2 separate regions of the Homo sapiens genome follow, and region 2 is linked to region 1. A link is a loop called in an ENCODE intact Hi-C map of the cell type or tissue named here. Cell type or tissue: left ventricle myocardium inferior. All regions are shown on one strand.

Region 1 (8,000 bases):
TTAAAATAACTTAAAGGAGCATTCAGGGAGGCTGGTGCTCGGTCTCTGTTTGGCTACTCTGCTTTGGGCTGCATGTTAGGAGTCCTGTCTCCTGTCTTATGAATAGGCAGCTAATAGGTTTTCTGTCAACCCTGGAATTTTAGCCCCTTTTAATTGAATTTAATAATATTTATTTTAAGAGACAGGATCTTGCTATGTTGCCCAGGCTGGAGTACAGTGGCTGTTCACAGATATGATCCCACTACTGATCAGCATGGGAGTTTCAACCTGTGCCATTTCTAACCTGGGCTGGTTCCTCCTACCTTAGGCAACCTGGTGATCTCCAACTCCTCGGAGTTCACCATATTGTTGGGGAACTTAGTGTGGACACCTGATTGGCATAGCACACTGTAGTCCAGAACTCCTGGGCTCAAGCAGTCCTCCCACTTCAGCCTCCCAAGTAGCTGGAACTATAGGCACGTGCCACCCTGCCTGCCTTGACCCTTTTAAAAATGAGTTGCTGTGCTTCTAGAACATTTGAAGGGAGAAAACATTTTTCGTGTAATGCAACATCAAAGCTATTAACTATTATGAAGTTATTTTCCCACAGTGATGACTGATTTCTAGAGTTGATATGAAACAGGATGTCCATATCCTCATCTGCATGAAAGGAAATGGTTCTTAACAGAAATGTTCTCAGGCTAAAATTTGCCTCCATCTCCTCTTCTCTAGTGTAACATCTTCCTTTCGTGTTTTCACTTATTTAGTCATTCAGCAACACTTCTGAGGTGTGTACCATTGTGCTAACAATGATAAAAATTTACCACTTAGTGTAGTATTCTGGAGTATGTAGCATTGCCCCTGGGCCAGACACTAGTTCATTTAGTGCTCACAGCAGCCTGGAGATGGGTGCTATTTTTATCCACATTATATAGAAGAGGAAACTGAGGCACAGCATGATTACGTGAATTGACCAAGGTCCCACAATTCGTAAGTGGTGGAATTGGATTTGCACCCAGGCAGTCCAGCTCCAGAGTCTGTGCTCTTCTCCTGCCTCTCACCAGTAAGGAGGGTGAAGGGATATCTTCAGCAATTATCATGAAGATAGCAAGGGCTTGGCAGGATGCTGTGGGAGCCTCCTGATAATTTATAAGGTAGGTATTATTATCATTCATAATTTACTGAAATTTAGAGGTAGAAGTAGGGATCTATATAGAATAGTAACCAAAAAATCTCATCAGTTTGGCATTTCATGAAAATAATACAGATTTGTTAATTGATGAATCTTTACTCTTATAGGAAATGCATGATGACTTATAAGGGATATACTGTAGGATTCATGTCAGCATCCTATTCCTCCTCTTAAGGAACGGCTGGTCTCCCTTAACCATGGTGGTCTGAGAGAATGGCATTTTCACAGCAGGGTTTCTTTTTGGTGTTACAGTTCTTTGCTGTCCATGTTGTTCTTGATCACTGCAGGGTAGTCTGACCTGGGCTGTTTGCTCCTGCCTTACACCTGTATAATGACATGGAATGTTCTCTGTTTCTGTATGATGCATGCTCTGATACTGTGGTGTCTGAGTGGATTTGTTCTCTTGCTGTATCAGTGGAATTCTGCTCTGGTGGTTGTATTCTCCGTCAGCCATGATCATGAAACTAGGGTTTTAGAAACATCCTTGAAAGCCAAGTAATTTAGAACTGGAACTGAAATCAGATCGACACATTGGCACAAAATCATGTACTTCCTGGGTAAAGCCACTAACCATCCCTTTCCTAGACATTGCTCTTTTACCCTAAATGCCTCTTCTTTGAATTATAAAAGAATGCGTGCCTGTACACATATGTAACAAACCTGCACGTTGTGCACATGTACCCTAAAACTTAAAGTATAATAAAAAAAAAAGATAAAAAAAAAAAAGGATGTGTGCCTTAGCACTGGTATGTGCTATGCAAGGGTCCACTGTAGAATGACTTATTTATGGCATGAGATACCTGGAAAGTTTTCATAGTAACAGCAGTGTTTGAGGTGAGCCTTAAATGATGGGTTGAAGTTTGGTTAAAAGAGATTTTGGAGGAGAGAGAAAATAGGAATGGGGTGGGGAAAACACCCAAAGGAAAGGCACAGAGACAGGAAAGCACCAGGTGGGTATTTCTGGTTCCTGTGAAGAAATAATGAGTGAATTTCAAGAGACACATATGAATTACATGAAATCAGTGGATGCTGTACTGCAGAGAGTCAAACTGAGAGAATGCTACAAGATGACTTGGATAATGAGAAAACAAAACCGTGAAAGTTGTTATTTCTCAAGTTTACATAATGGGATTATTTGATTTAATTTTTAGAAAAAAAAGTCTCTTTTTTTAAAATTTCCTTTAAGATGTTAAATACGGACTATTTCCCCCTGCCTCTTTGCTTTAGACTCTCAAACAATATTAACCCAGGGTTTTTTCCCCCAGATTATTCTCTTTGGGCCTAAATCAAGATGCGAAGAAACTTTGAACTTTATAAGTGACATATCATAAATGTCATGAGATTTTAAAAAATAAAAATATACAATGGGAACCATCTTCTTATTTAAAGTGAAATATCTTTCCCATAGTTTGTTGTGTTTTTCCTTACAGAAATCATGTGTTACAATATCTCCCAGCTAAATTGGCTTCCATTGCTATGTCCAAGCTTTGTAACTCTAGAGGTTTTGACTTTGGGTGTCAGATTGGGAGTTTAAGTATCAGAATGGTCCAAATACTCATCTTTGAGAACCACAGCAAATAGCAGTTATGGTTATGAGGACAGATTTTAGAACAGAACAAATATTTGTAGGGTAGAAAGTACCACAGGCTGAGCCTATTTGAGAATTCTCATTTTACCAGACCCTAATAGCCTGTGTGGCTACAGTTGTTTCAGTAATGACCCAGACCCTGGTTTCAATCTTGCATGAAACTGATGGCAACTATTTACTGGGTCAAGTCCTATTTATCTCAGTGAGTAAAGTGCAACTTAATATTTGGAGGCCACAACTTATTATAATTTCAAAAGTCTCTTAGCAAGATAAGTGCTACATTTTGAAAAATATGTTGTCTACTTGACCACCACATTTGTTACTTTTGTGACACATTTTTAATTGCTTAGAAACAACTGATACCTCTTGTGGTGGGTATCTGGTTTAATTACCTTAAGTTATGCAGCAATCTAGCTGTTGATGGAATTAAACTATAAAATGATAGATAGCACATGGTTTTTAAGGACTTCTTGTCTATTTTAAAAGGTAAAAATATGTTAGAAAGAATTAATGCGTAAGTGTACATAGAAGGCAGATGGCAAAAATAAACTGTCTAGGGGTTGTGTACCTTTTTGAATGAGAAAATAGAGCAGAGATCGGTTTTATGAATAAATTTCTGAGTAAAACAGTAGACTCATGGAATCTTGAAGGAATTGCCTAAGTACAGAGATGGTCTTTGCCTTTTCTTTTTTAACAGTTGTCTTTATGACCTGCATGGATTTAAATATATATATATATGACCTCCATCTTAAAATATATATATATGAATATATGATTTCAACATTTCATGGTAATGCACTTCTACTCCACCTAAAATGTGGTAATTTGGATAACTTTATTCCCACTCTTCCACAGCTGTAAGTTGGGAAATGTTGAACAATCAGCTCTCTGTGGCAGGTGGAGAGGAGGGCTGATTTGTAGCACTTGCCAGTTTTGATGGTGTAAATTCTCCCAACATGGTCAATTACATGCTGTCAGCATCACATCAACCTGCTCACAGAATTCCTTAAAATTACAGTCCGCTCTCACAAGCTGGTACAAGCCATCTCCAACATAACACTGGCTCCCCTCTTACAGGTTGAACGCCTAAATACTGTCACTCCCAACATATAAAATACCACTCCCTTAGCTAACATTTTACATCAAAGTGTTGTACTTATATTGTGCTTGTCCACATCTACTAACCGACTGTTTTTGGGACTCTGGCCCAAGTACCACAAATCCCTGTTTCCTCTCCTAGCACCTTTAGAGCTGCAGTCATAGCAGTTAAACGTAATACTTTTCTATAAGCTTTTTTGTGACTGATACAGATGTCATGAAATAATTGGGACTACTGATTCCTTCAAAAGAACCAAGTTAGCATGACGATTTTTTTACTGAGGATAAACTGTATCATTCAGCCCTTTTCATCTCCACTATTTGTGACAAAGAGTCTGTCTAAGACATAAAGAAAATAATAGCATGTTTATTCCTTATAACTGGGGGAATCTTGGGGGAAGGAGCCAGGAGCTGAGAAGAGAGTTATAATTTGGAAGGAAGAGAATGGGTAAGTAAATACAATCTTTAAAAAATGAAAGTAGATTACAATGAGCCTTTTTTTGAGCACTTCCAAGACTTTGTAGGCTAAGACACCAGAATTTACAGCAGATACAATACATAGTGCTTCTGGCTTATCAATTATTGTCCTTTCACTGTTTACATAACTCTTTACAGAAAGAAAAATGGAAGATCGGATGTTCTGTCTTTCTGTAGCGTTCTGTAGCATAGTTACAAGCACTTTTTGTTTTATTTTGTTTATATAGCCTTTTAATATGTATTCCTTAGTGGCAAAATAGTAACTGGAAACGATTTCAAACTTCTTTAACTTAGATTTGTTGAGCCTGAGGTTGGTATTTCTTCATAAATAGTGATGGCTTTTTCTTTTCTTAAAATAATAGAAGTTTTTTTAAAAAAAGAAAAAAGAAAGAATTGTGTAAAGAAAGAAATGTATTTTGTTTGGCTTCACTAAAATACCACTTGGCTCCAACTAGCCCATATTTCCTGACTCTGACTATGCCCTGAAGCAGTGAAAGGGTAGATGTTTTTAAAAATGAGATTCGAGTTTGTGTATTTGCATTCCTTTCAGTTTTTGAGTTGTTAGTTGGCCCAGCACTGTAAAGCTTGAGTGAATTTCCTTAATGAAACTTAGCATTAGGGAATCAATATTGTTCAAAATTTGCTTTGCTAGTAGCCAATGTGAAAAGGATCTATTTTTCCATATTTTTCTTTTTTCATGCCTGCATTCTCGACATACTCTACTCTAGACAGCATTTATTAATATGTGATAGATACTTACATAAATAATTGCAGGCTATTCAAAAACTGTGACATAAAGTGATCCAAATGTACTAGGTCAGCTTCATTGCTGGCTTGAACTAGGTAGCATTTCCTGTGGGAAAGTGATCCATTTTCCTGACATAATTGATATGTGTGTCACAAATAGAAATGGCATGCTTGGACTTTGCATGCTCTTCTCTTCATTTTAAAGTAGAATCTATTTTTCACAATTCAGCTGTGACCTGAGTAATTTCCTTTATGTGAATAAAGCAAAGCACTAAGGAAACCTGTCCAAGGTCACACAGTGGGCCCAGAGCAGAGCCAAAACTCACACCAAGGGATTGCTCCTTAGAAGTGCTATATTCAGTCAGTGCCCTAGCTGTGTGGCTTTGATGGAGGTCTTAATTGAGACTTTTCCCCTAAGTACTTGGCAGATGTAAAAAACATGTGTAAACAATATACACATTCCATTTGACTCTGAAATAGAGCCCCTTGTGGGATACAAATAGGACCTATTCTCCACCCATGGCCATCCTTCCAACAGATTAGCGATGAGAATTGGACGCAGTATGTAGAGCATGCTGTCTGGGATCAGTAGCAGTCTTTCCACTTGAAACTTTGCAGTGTTGAAACTGGTGAGGCCAAGCACTGTGAGTGGCTGTTACCGTCAGCCTCATTCAATACATAATGAAATGTTTTCCTAAAATAAAGTATGATATAAGGTGTGAGGGGAGTGGGAAGAACATAAAAAGGAAAAGATGGTAGGCAGAAAGCAGAATGGAAAAAAGGAGATGATGTATGAAAAGCAGAGAGGTGGGGAAAAAGATATTGCTCATTGGGCTTTGGGGTCAGACAGAAACATGGGTTCAAATCCCAGCTTGGTAAGTTCCAACTGTACATTTCACTTAAATTGGGAATTGTATTCTGGCTGTATTAAAGGTGAATGATAGATATATCATTATTCACCAAATAGGGAAAATCCCTACATATAATGGTGGTTTCTGATTTTACTTTTAGAGAGACTGTCTTTCCTCTGCAGTGTGGAAACTTCACTGTTTCCAGTGGGATTTGATTTGACTGTATTGTAGTGGAAAACCCATATACGTTTTAACATACAAGACTGTATTCTCACCAGGCATGGTGGCTTACGCCTGTAATTCCGACACTTTGAGAGGCCAAAGCAGGTGGATCACCTGAGGTCAGGAGTTCAACACCAGCCTGGCCAACGTGATGAAACCCCGTCTCTATTAAAAATACAAAAAATTAGGTGTGGTAGCGTGGTGGTGCGTGCCTGTAATTCCAGCTACTTGGGAGGTGGAGGCAGGAGAGTCACTTGAACCTGGGAGGCAGAGGTTGCAGGGAGCCAAGATTGTGCCACTGCACTCCAGCCTGGGCAACAGAGCAAGACTCCATCTCAAAAAAAAAAAAAAAAGTGTATTCTCTCACATAAAGAAGTTGAGAGGTAGGCAGTCTAGGGTTGACCAGGGAGTTCATCATGTTGCAAGAGCCCCCATCTCCTTCCAACTTTTTTTTTTTTTTTTTTTTTTTGAGATGGAGTCTTGCTCTGTCACCCAGGCTGGAGTGCAGTGGTGTGATCTCTGCTGACTGCAACCTCTGCCTCCCGGGTTCACGCCATTCTCCTACCTCAGCCTCCCGAGTAGCTGGGACTACAGGTGCCTGCCACCACGCCCAGCTAACTTTTTGTATATTTTTAGTAGAGACGAGGTTTCATCATGTTAGCCAGGACGGTCTCCCTCTCCTGACCTCATGATCCGCCTGCCTTGGCCTCCCAAAGTGCTGGGATTACAGGTGTGAGCCACCACACCTAGCCGCTCCTTCCAACTTTTTGCTCAGCCATCCTTCATTTTGTAAACCAAAAATAAAATTCTAAACCCCTCAACCGTCTGAATGGACCCCTCCTCTCAGCCAAGGACATTCCAAAGTTAACCTAAAAAAGCTAGTTCAGGCCATGATGGAAAGTGGGGGGTTGGATATGCCTTGCAGCTGACCAGCATTAACACCAACACAGAGACCTTAAGACTGATAGAACAGAGCCTTTGAGTCTGATAAGAAATATTTACAGTCTATTCTCTCTGAAGCCTGCTACCTGGAGGCTTCATCTGCATGATAAAACCTTGGTCTCCACAATCGTTATCATAACCCAGACATTCCTTTCTATTGATTCCAGATCTTTAGATAATAACCAATTGCCAAACAGAAAATCTTTGAATCTCCCTATGACCTAGAACCGCCCCCACCCCTGCTTCCAGTTGTCTCGCCTTTCCAGACTGAACTAACATATATCTTGCATGTGTTTTTGGTGTCTTAGCCCTCTCTAAAATGTATAAAACCAAGTCCACCTTGGGTAGACATTCTCAGGATCTCTTGAGGGCTGTGTCACAAGCCATTGGCCACTCATGCTTGGCTCAGAATAAATCTCTTCAAATATTTTACAGAGTTTGACTCTTTTCCTCAACAATCACCATGGTTCAGTATGGCTACTGGAGCTCCACTATTAAATTTGTGTTTCAGAGGGTAGGATGGGTGAAGGACAGAACGAAGGATCATCTGTCCCTTATCAGATTTCCCAGAAGTACTATGTTTTACATCTTACTGGTCAGAACTTAGTCTCGGCCACACATACTTACAAGGAGCCTGTTAACAAACACAGTTTTCACTGGTCCTCCTTTTTTTGAGCCTTGTGTATGGGCTTTAGCAAGAAACACTGTGATCCTTAGGAAACTGTTTCAGAAAAGAAAACTATTATTTGTGAAAATAATAGGACCTCATATTTGACGTGTCACAGGCAGCATGCTCAAAAATTCATATGAACTATCTCAGTTAACCTTCCTTTAATGTAGTTATGATCCCCATTTAACAGGAAAAGAAACTGAGGTTTAAAAATTTTAACTAATTTGCCCAAGG
Region 2 (8,000 bases), 200 kb after region 1:
ACTTGAGGAGGCAGTCTGTCCGTTCTCAGATCTCAGACTCCATGCTGGGAGAACCACTACTCTCTTCAAAGGTATCAGACAGGGACGTTTAAGTCTGCAGAAGTTTCTGCTGCCTTTTGTTCAGCTATGCCCTGCCCCCAGAGGTGGAGTCCACAGAGGCAGGCAGGTCTCCTTGAGCTGTGGTGGGCTCCACCCAGTTCGAGCTTCCTGGCAGCTTTTGTTTACCTACTCAAGCCTCAGCAATGGTGGACACCCCTCCCCCAGCCTTGCTGCTGCCTTGCAGTTTTATCTCAGACTGCTGTGCTAGCAATGAGTGAGGCTCTGTGGGTGTGGGACCCTCCAAGCCATGCACGGGATATAATCTCCTGGTGTGCTAAGGCCATTGGAAAAGTGCAGTATTCGGGTGAGAGTGTCCCAATTTTCCAGGTACCATCTGTCACGGCTTCCCTTTGCTAGGAAAGGGAATTCCCTAACCCCTTGTGCTTCTCAGGTGAGGCGATGTCCCGCCCTGCTCCGTGGGCTGCACCCACTGTCTGACAAGCCCCAGTGAGATGAACCCAGTACCTCAGTTGGAAATGCAGAAATCACTTGTCTTCTGTGTCGCTCATGCTGGGAGCTGCAGACTGGAGCTGTTCCTATTCGGCCATCTTGGAACCTCAAGATATTCAAATATTTAAAGAAAAACATGAACATATTGAGAAAACAGAGTATTTCAACAGAGAAATGAAATCTTTAAAAAAAGAAGCAAATAGAAATTATAATACTGAAAAATATGGCATATAAAATGAAAATATCACAAGATAGGTTTACCATTACTGAAGCAAAAACTTGAAGACAGGCCACAAGAACTATGGAAAACTGAAGCAGAGAAGGGAAAGATTGAAAAAAAAGTGAATGAAGCCTCAGCGACCCATGAAACATATGAAGTCTCTCTCTCTCTCTCTCTCTCTCTCTCTCTCTCTCTCTATATATATATATATATATATATATATATATATATGATAGATAGATAATCAGGAGGAAGGAGAAGGAACAGATTGGAGCAGAGAAACATTTAAAGAAATATTGGTCCAATATTTTCCAAATTGAATGAAAAATATAATGTAATAAAATTGATGAATATGAAGCAAGATGAACACAAAACTGCATCATCTTATAATCAAACTGCTAAAAGTCGATGATAAAGAGAAAATATTAAAAGCAACCAGAAAAAAGGCACATTACGTAGAGGTAAACAATATCAAGAATAATTGCTGACTTCTGAGAAAAGAAATACAGCTCAGAGCAGTCTGAGCTCTGTGAGGTGTGCACAATTCGTCAGGCCCAGAGAGACAGGAGTATGGGACTTCAGCCACACACCTCAATCCCTTCCTGCATCCATGTGCAGGCATGACTGTTTAAAGGTATTTTTTTCCCGACTGGGCATGGTGGCATGTTTGTGCCTGTTGTCCTAACTACTCAGGAGGCTGAGGCACAGGGATCACTTGAGCCCATGAGGTCAAGGCTGCAGTGAGCTATGATTGCACCACTGTACTTCAGTCTGGGCACAGAGCCAGACCTTGTCTCTAAAAAATATATATATATATATAACCACTTGTAATTGCTGTAACTGCTGCTAACCAGAGCATATATTTGAGCAACTTGAATCCCTAGGCTCCTGGGTTGCAGTGCTCAAACTTGGCTTAAATAAACTCTTTATTAATTTGTCCTCAGTTTTTTCCTTTTAGATTGACACTTCTCAGTAACAATACAAGCCAGAACTAATGGATACTTTTGGCCCATCACTTGGACCACTTCAATCCATGTGTATCTCTTCAGGTATGCTGTATGATGTTCTTACAGACAGAATCTGTATAGTGCTATTTCTAGCCAGCCTCCAACCCCAGGAATCTGGCTTAAATAAATCCAAGTAGTAAAGCCAGGAACATATCATATGTTATGGAAATTATGCATCAGGTGGAAAAATATCTTAGAGTTGTGGGAATACTTTGATATATGTTCTTATTAATCATCAATGTGCTATATAACAGAATGCATGCTGCTTTAAATTTTAAAACCGTTTGTGGAGAAAAAAAAAAGAACTTACCACCTGGCTGGGTGCAGTGGCTCACACCTGCAATCCCAACACTTTGGGAGGCCGAGGCAGGGGGATCACCTGAGGTCAGGAGTTCGAGACCACCTGACCAATATGGTGAAACCTTGTCTCTACTAAAAATACAAAAATTAGCCAGGTGTGGTGGCATGCGACTGTAGTCCCAGCTACTCGGGAGGCTGAGGCAGGAGAATTGCTTGAACCCAGGAAGTGGAGGTTGCAGTGAGCCGAGATCGTGCCATTGCACTCCAGCCTGGGCAACAAAGTGAGACTCCGTCTCAAAAACAAACAAACAAACAAAACAACAACAACAAAAAAACTATTCGTGGCTAATAATCTAATGTGTTCAGAAGAGAAACCCTAGTACAAGAAAAAGAATTCTGTGTGAAGAACTATGTGAAGAACTGTGTGAAGAAACTATGATATAGAAAGTCAGAAGATATTGTACATTACTTGTTCTAAAGCATCCTGAGAAAGCAATATTAAGATCTCAGAAGTAAGTACCAAGAAAAAAATGATGTTGGTTTCAAAAGTAGTAAAAGAAATGAGTTTAGGCCTGCCATGGTGGCTCACACCTGTAATCTCAGCATTTTGGGAGACTAAGGCAGGAGAATTGCTTAAGGTCAGGAGTTAGAGACCAGCCCGGGCAATACAGGGAGACCTCATCTCTACAAAAAATAAAAATATTAGCTGGGCATGGTGGCACATGCCTGTGATCCCAGCTACTCAGGAGGTGGAGGTCGGAGAATCACTTGAGCCCAGGAAGTCGAGGTTGCAATGAGCTATGATCACACCACTGCACTGCAGCCTGAGCGGCAGAGTGAGAAGCCTGTCTTGGGGGAAAAGGAAAACGAAAACAAAATGAGTTTATTCAGGCTGCAGAAGTTCAAGTCAAAGGAAAGCTTAGAAATTTTATTTACATCAAGATAAAGAAGTTTAAAGCATATGATTATTAAATATTTCGTTGGAAGATAGCATTTAATGACAGAGAAAATAGTTACGATATTATTATATAGAAATAACAAGTCACACATTAGTAATGGATGTGGTATCATCCAGTAATAGAGAAAGTAGGCTTAAAGGTAATTTTTACTTTCTTCTTTTTGCTTTTTTGTATACCATTATGCATTTTCTACAATAAACATTTTTTTAGGTTTGTACATTGCTTAAAAATGTTTGTTAGACTTTATTATTTTAAGAGGAGTTTTAGCTTTACAGCAAAATTGAGCAGATGGGTACACAGACTTCCATATGCACCACCACCTCCTCCCACCCGCAGGCATGGCTCCCAATTATCAACACTGCCCACAGAGTTGCATGTTTGTTACAACTGATCAACCTATACTGGCATATCATGATCACCCAAATTTTATAAACATGTTATTATTTTTAATATATTTTATCTTTTGAACAGTTTTAGGTTTACAGAAAAATTAAGTGGAAAGTACAGAGAGTTCCCATATTCCCCTTCACTTCCCCCACCCCAGATTCCATTATCAATAATACTAGTATTAGTGTCATATAGTTGTTACAGTAATGAGCAAATATTGATACATTATTAACTAAAGTCTGTAGCTTACATTAAGGTTTACACTTTGTGTTGTACATTCTATGGTTTTGACAAATGTATATTGAACTATATCCATTGTTACAGTATCAATTCATTATTTTTGTAATTAGAAAAATGGTTATAAACACAAAATTAATGATTATTACATAGATGATAGTGATAGTATCTCAGGCTATAGAGATAAGCTATTGCTTAATTCCACTGAAAACAGAATAGCTCTGGGAGTTCATTTCTATTTATTGCTTCTAATAATAATACCAATGGCTTAACCTAGAAAAATATTATCTTTCCCTATTAATTTATGTATGTACCCTTTGGGTCTGAGAAGGCAATTAGTTTCATTGAGGTCATTCTTAAAAAAAAAAATAGAACAATTGGAAGATTTTTACATCTTTTCAATTACATGTCTAAAACTATGCCAGGCACATTTGGGGGTCTCTAGTGCCTGGGATGATGAGAGAAGACCTTGTACAGAAGATGATCTTTGAACTAGAACTTAAAGAATAAGTAAAAATGGAAAAAGAAAACAATAAAAGGAAAAGGAGAGTAGCATCCATGCAAACTGTAATGGTTAATACATTACATTAGAGGGTTATACTGTGTGAATTCTTGTTAAAAAAGAATAGATCTTTGTTGGATGTTTGAGTAAAAGCTTAATAGACGGAGTGCCTTTAAGTTGGGTTGTGATAAAATTAGACAAAGAAAAATACAGAGGAAAAGTAAAAGTAAACTCAGCCGCCTGGGTGTGGTGGTTCATGCCTATAATCCCAGCACTTTGGGAGGCCGAGGTGGGCAGATCCCTTAAGGTCAGGAGTTCAAGACCAGCCTGGCCAACATGGTGAAACCCATCTCTACTAAAAATACAAAAATTAGCTTGGTGTCATGGCAGGTGCCTCTAGTCCCAGCTACTAGGGATGCTGAGGCAGGAGAATCACTTGAACCCGGGAAGTGGAGGTTGCAGTGAGCCAAGATCATGCTACTGCATTCCAGCCTGTGTAACAGAGTGAGACTCTGTCTCGAAAAAAAAATAAAATAAATAAAATAAATTCAGTCAAAATGTGGAGGATCAAAATCTGAGGAGTGATTCTATGATAAGTAATACAGAGAGTGCATATAGAAGAGGTTTGTGGGAGATAAAGCTTGGTTGGTGACAAGGAAGGACTTGATGGATAGTCTTCCGAGACGGGGTTTGATCACAGCAAACCCGAGATGGAGTCATTCTGTATTATATTAACGTTTTCTGCATTTAAATCTGTATATTGGATAGACTGGGGACAAAAAAAAAAGAGACAAAGACCCATACAATTATCTAGGCGTCCAGAGCCTACATTTAAAAAGTGACATAGGACTAGAAAGAAAGGATGATCTGTAAGACATTTCTATGAAAAAGTAGTATCAGGAACTAATGACTTGTATTAGTCTGTTTTTTCATGTTGCTGATAAAGACATATTCAGGACTGTGAAGTAAAAGAGTTTAATAGGACTTGCAGTTCCGCATGGTTCGGGAGGCTTCAGAATCATGGCAGGAGGTGAAAAGGACTTCTTAAATGGCAGCAGAAAGAGAAAAATGAGGAAGATGCAAAAGCAGAAACCCCTGATAAAACCATCAGATCTCGTGAGACTTATTTACTACCACAGGAACATTATGGGAGAAACCACCGCCATGATTCAAATTATCTCCCACCAGGTCCCTCCCACAATACATGGGAATTATGGGAGTGGAATTCAAGATGAGATTTGGGTGGGGACACAGAGCCAAACCATATCATTCTGTCACTGCCCCCTCAAATCTCATGTTCTCACATTTCAAAACCAATCATGCCTTCCCAACAGTCCCCCAAAGTCTTAACTCATTTTGGCATTAACCCAAAAGTCCACAGTCCAAAGTCTCATCTGAGACAAGGCACGTCCCTTCTGCCTATGAGCCTGTAAAATCAAAAGCAAGATACTTCCTAGATAAATGGGGGTACAGGTATTGGGTAAATACAGGCATTCTAAATGGGAGAAATTGAACAAAACAAAGGGGTTACAGGGCCCATGCAGGTCCAAAATCCAGCAGGGCAGTAAAATTTTAAAGCTCCAAAATGATCTCCTTTAACTCCAGGTCTCACATCCAGGTCACACTGATGCAAGAGGTGGGTTCTCATAGTCTTGAGCAGTCCACCTCTGTGGCTTTGCAGGGTAAAGCCCCACTCCTGGCTGCTTTCACGGGCTGATGTTGAGTGTCTGCAGCTTTTCCAGGCATACAGTGCACGTTGTTGGTGGACCTACCATTCTGGGGTCTGGAGGATGGTGGCCCTCTTCTCATAGCTCCACTAGGTGGTGCCCCAGTAGGAACTCTGTGTGTGGGGGGGCTCTGATCCCACATTTCCCTTCCATGCTGCCCTAGCAGAGGTTCCCCTGAGGGCTCCACCCCTGCAGCAAACTTCTATCTGGGCATCCAGACGTTTCCAGTCATCTGAAATCTGGGTGGAGGTTCCCAAGCCTCAATTTTTGACTTCTGTACACCCGCAGGCTCAACACCATGTGGAAGCTGCCAAGGTTTGGGGCTTGCACTGTCTGAAACCATAGGCCGAGCTGTACCTTGGCCCCTTTTAGCAACAGCTGGAGCAGCTGGAACACAGGGAACCAAGTTTCTAGGCTGCAGACAGCATGGGGACCCTGGGCCCAGCCCAAAACCATTTTTTCCTCTTAGACTTCTGGGTCTGTGGTGGGAGGGGCTGCCATGGAGACTTATGACATGTCCTGGAGACAATTTCTCCCTTGTCTTGGGGATTAACATTTGACTCCTTGTTACTTACACAAATTTCTGCAGTCTGCTTGAATTTCTTTTCAAAAAATGCATTTTTCTTTTCTACTGTATCATCAGGCTGCAAATTTTCTGAACTTTTATGCTCCGTTTCCATTTTAAAATGGAATGTTTTTAACAGCACCCAAGTCACCTTTTGAATGCTTTGCTGTTTAGAAATTTCTTTGCCCAATACCCTAAATCATCTCTTTCAAGTTCAAAATTCCACAAATCTGTAGGGCAGGGCAAAATGCCACGAGTCTCTTTGCTAAAACATAACAAGGATCACCTTTGCTCCAGTTCCCAAAACTTCTTCAACTCCATCTGAGACCAACTCAGCCTGGACCTTATTGTTCATATCACTATCAGCATTTTTGTAATAGTCATTCAACAAATCTCTAGGAGGTTCCAAACTTTACCAATTTTCCTGTCTTTCTGAGCCCTCCAAACTGTTCCAGCCTCTGCCTGTTACCCAGCTCCAAAGTTGCTTCCACATTTCGGGTATCTTTTTGGCAACAACTCACTCTAGGTACCAGTTTACTGTATTAGTCTGTTTTCACACTGTGGATTAAAGACATACCCGGGACTGGGAAGAAAAAGGGGTTTAATTAGACTTACTGTTCCACATGGCTGGGGAGGCCTCAGAATCATGGTGGGAGGCTAAAGACACTTCTTACATGGTGGCGGCAGGAGGAAAATGAGGAAGATGCAAAAGTAGAAATCCCTGATAAACCCATCAGATCTTGTGAGACTTATTCACTACCATGAGAACAGTATGGGGAAACTGCTCCCATGACTCAAATCATCTCCCACCAGCTCCCTCCCAGAATACGTGAAAATTATGGGAGTACAATTCAAGATGAGATTTGGGTGGGGACACAGAGCCAAACCATATCATGACTGGAGTAGAATTTGAAGAACAGAGAGAAAAACCAAGATGAACCCAAGATATTGAACTTAGAATACTGGTGAGGCTGAAGGTGAAATTAAAAAAGTGGGGAGGAAAGAGCAGTCTTAGACCTGTAGTTTTGGACAGTAATTAGAGGGAAAAGTCATGGAGGTAATTGGACACAAAAGAAAGGCATCCAAGTGAGAGAGAACACAGCAGGGAACACAAACTCAGGAGCCATAAGCATCAAGGTGAGAAATGAAACTTTGAGAGTAGATGAGCACTTGGCTGAGAACTGAAGGGAGAGAGTTCCCCCAGGCCTTTAAGGGATATCTGGAAAAGGAGGAACAGCAATGGAAGAAGAGCCAGAAAAGGAAGTGTGAGAGAACTAGGGGAATGAGGCTAGACAGTAATGACCAGAAAGGAGTAATTTTAAGAAGGAGGTGACAACATCAGCTTCTGAATAGTAGTTAAGAAAAATTAGAAGGGGGTCAAGGACATTAATAATATTAAGTGTATTTCAACGGACTGTGGAAATAGAAGCTGGATTATAGAGGGTTTCCAAAGAGATCAAATGGTGGGGAAATAGATTCTAAGTGGGTAATGACCACTCATTTGAGGATTTGGGATTTGAAAGGAAGGAGAAAATGATGTAGAATTA

Evidence for each region. A loop is a pair of places that touch in the nucleus more often than their neighbours do. Peaks named below come from ENCODE experiments on the same cell type or tissue, not always from the same donor. Only the 100,000 strongest peaks of a DNase experiment are listed, where the experiment ranks them.
Region 2: it touches region 1 in a loop (3-fold over the local background); 68 of 110 quality-filtered maps call a loop at or near these places.

The regions. Positions count from the first base shown.
Region 1 is chr2:196,281,885-196,289,884 of GRCh38, reverse strand. The region is part of intron 14 of HECW2 (HECT, C2 and WW domain containing E3 ubiquitin protein ligase 2); the gene reads left to right. It also overlaps the pseudogene RN7SL820P. Among named protein-coding and RNA genes, the nearest start is that of HECW2-AS1, 26 kb to the right of the region's middle. In left ventricle myocardium inferior, no CTCF peak of the experiment used is centred here; no DNase peak of the experiment used is centred here; H3K27ac peaks cover 3,057 bases.
Region 2 is chr2:196,081,857-196,089,856 of GRCh38, reverse strand. No RefSeq gene overlaps it. Among named protein-coding and RNA genes, the nearest start is that of DNAH7, 17 kb to the right of the region's middle. RefSeq lists an enhancer at 2,508-2,587. In left ventricle myocardium inferior, no CTCF peak of the experiment used is centred here; no DNase peak of the experiment used is centred here.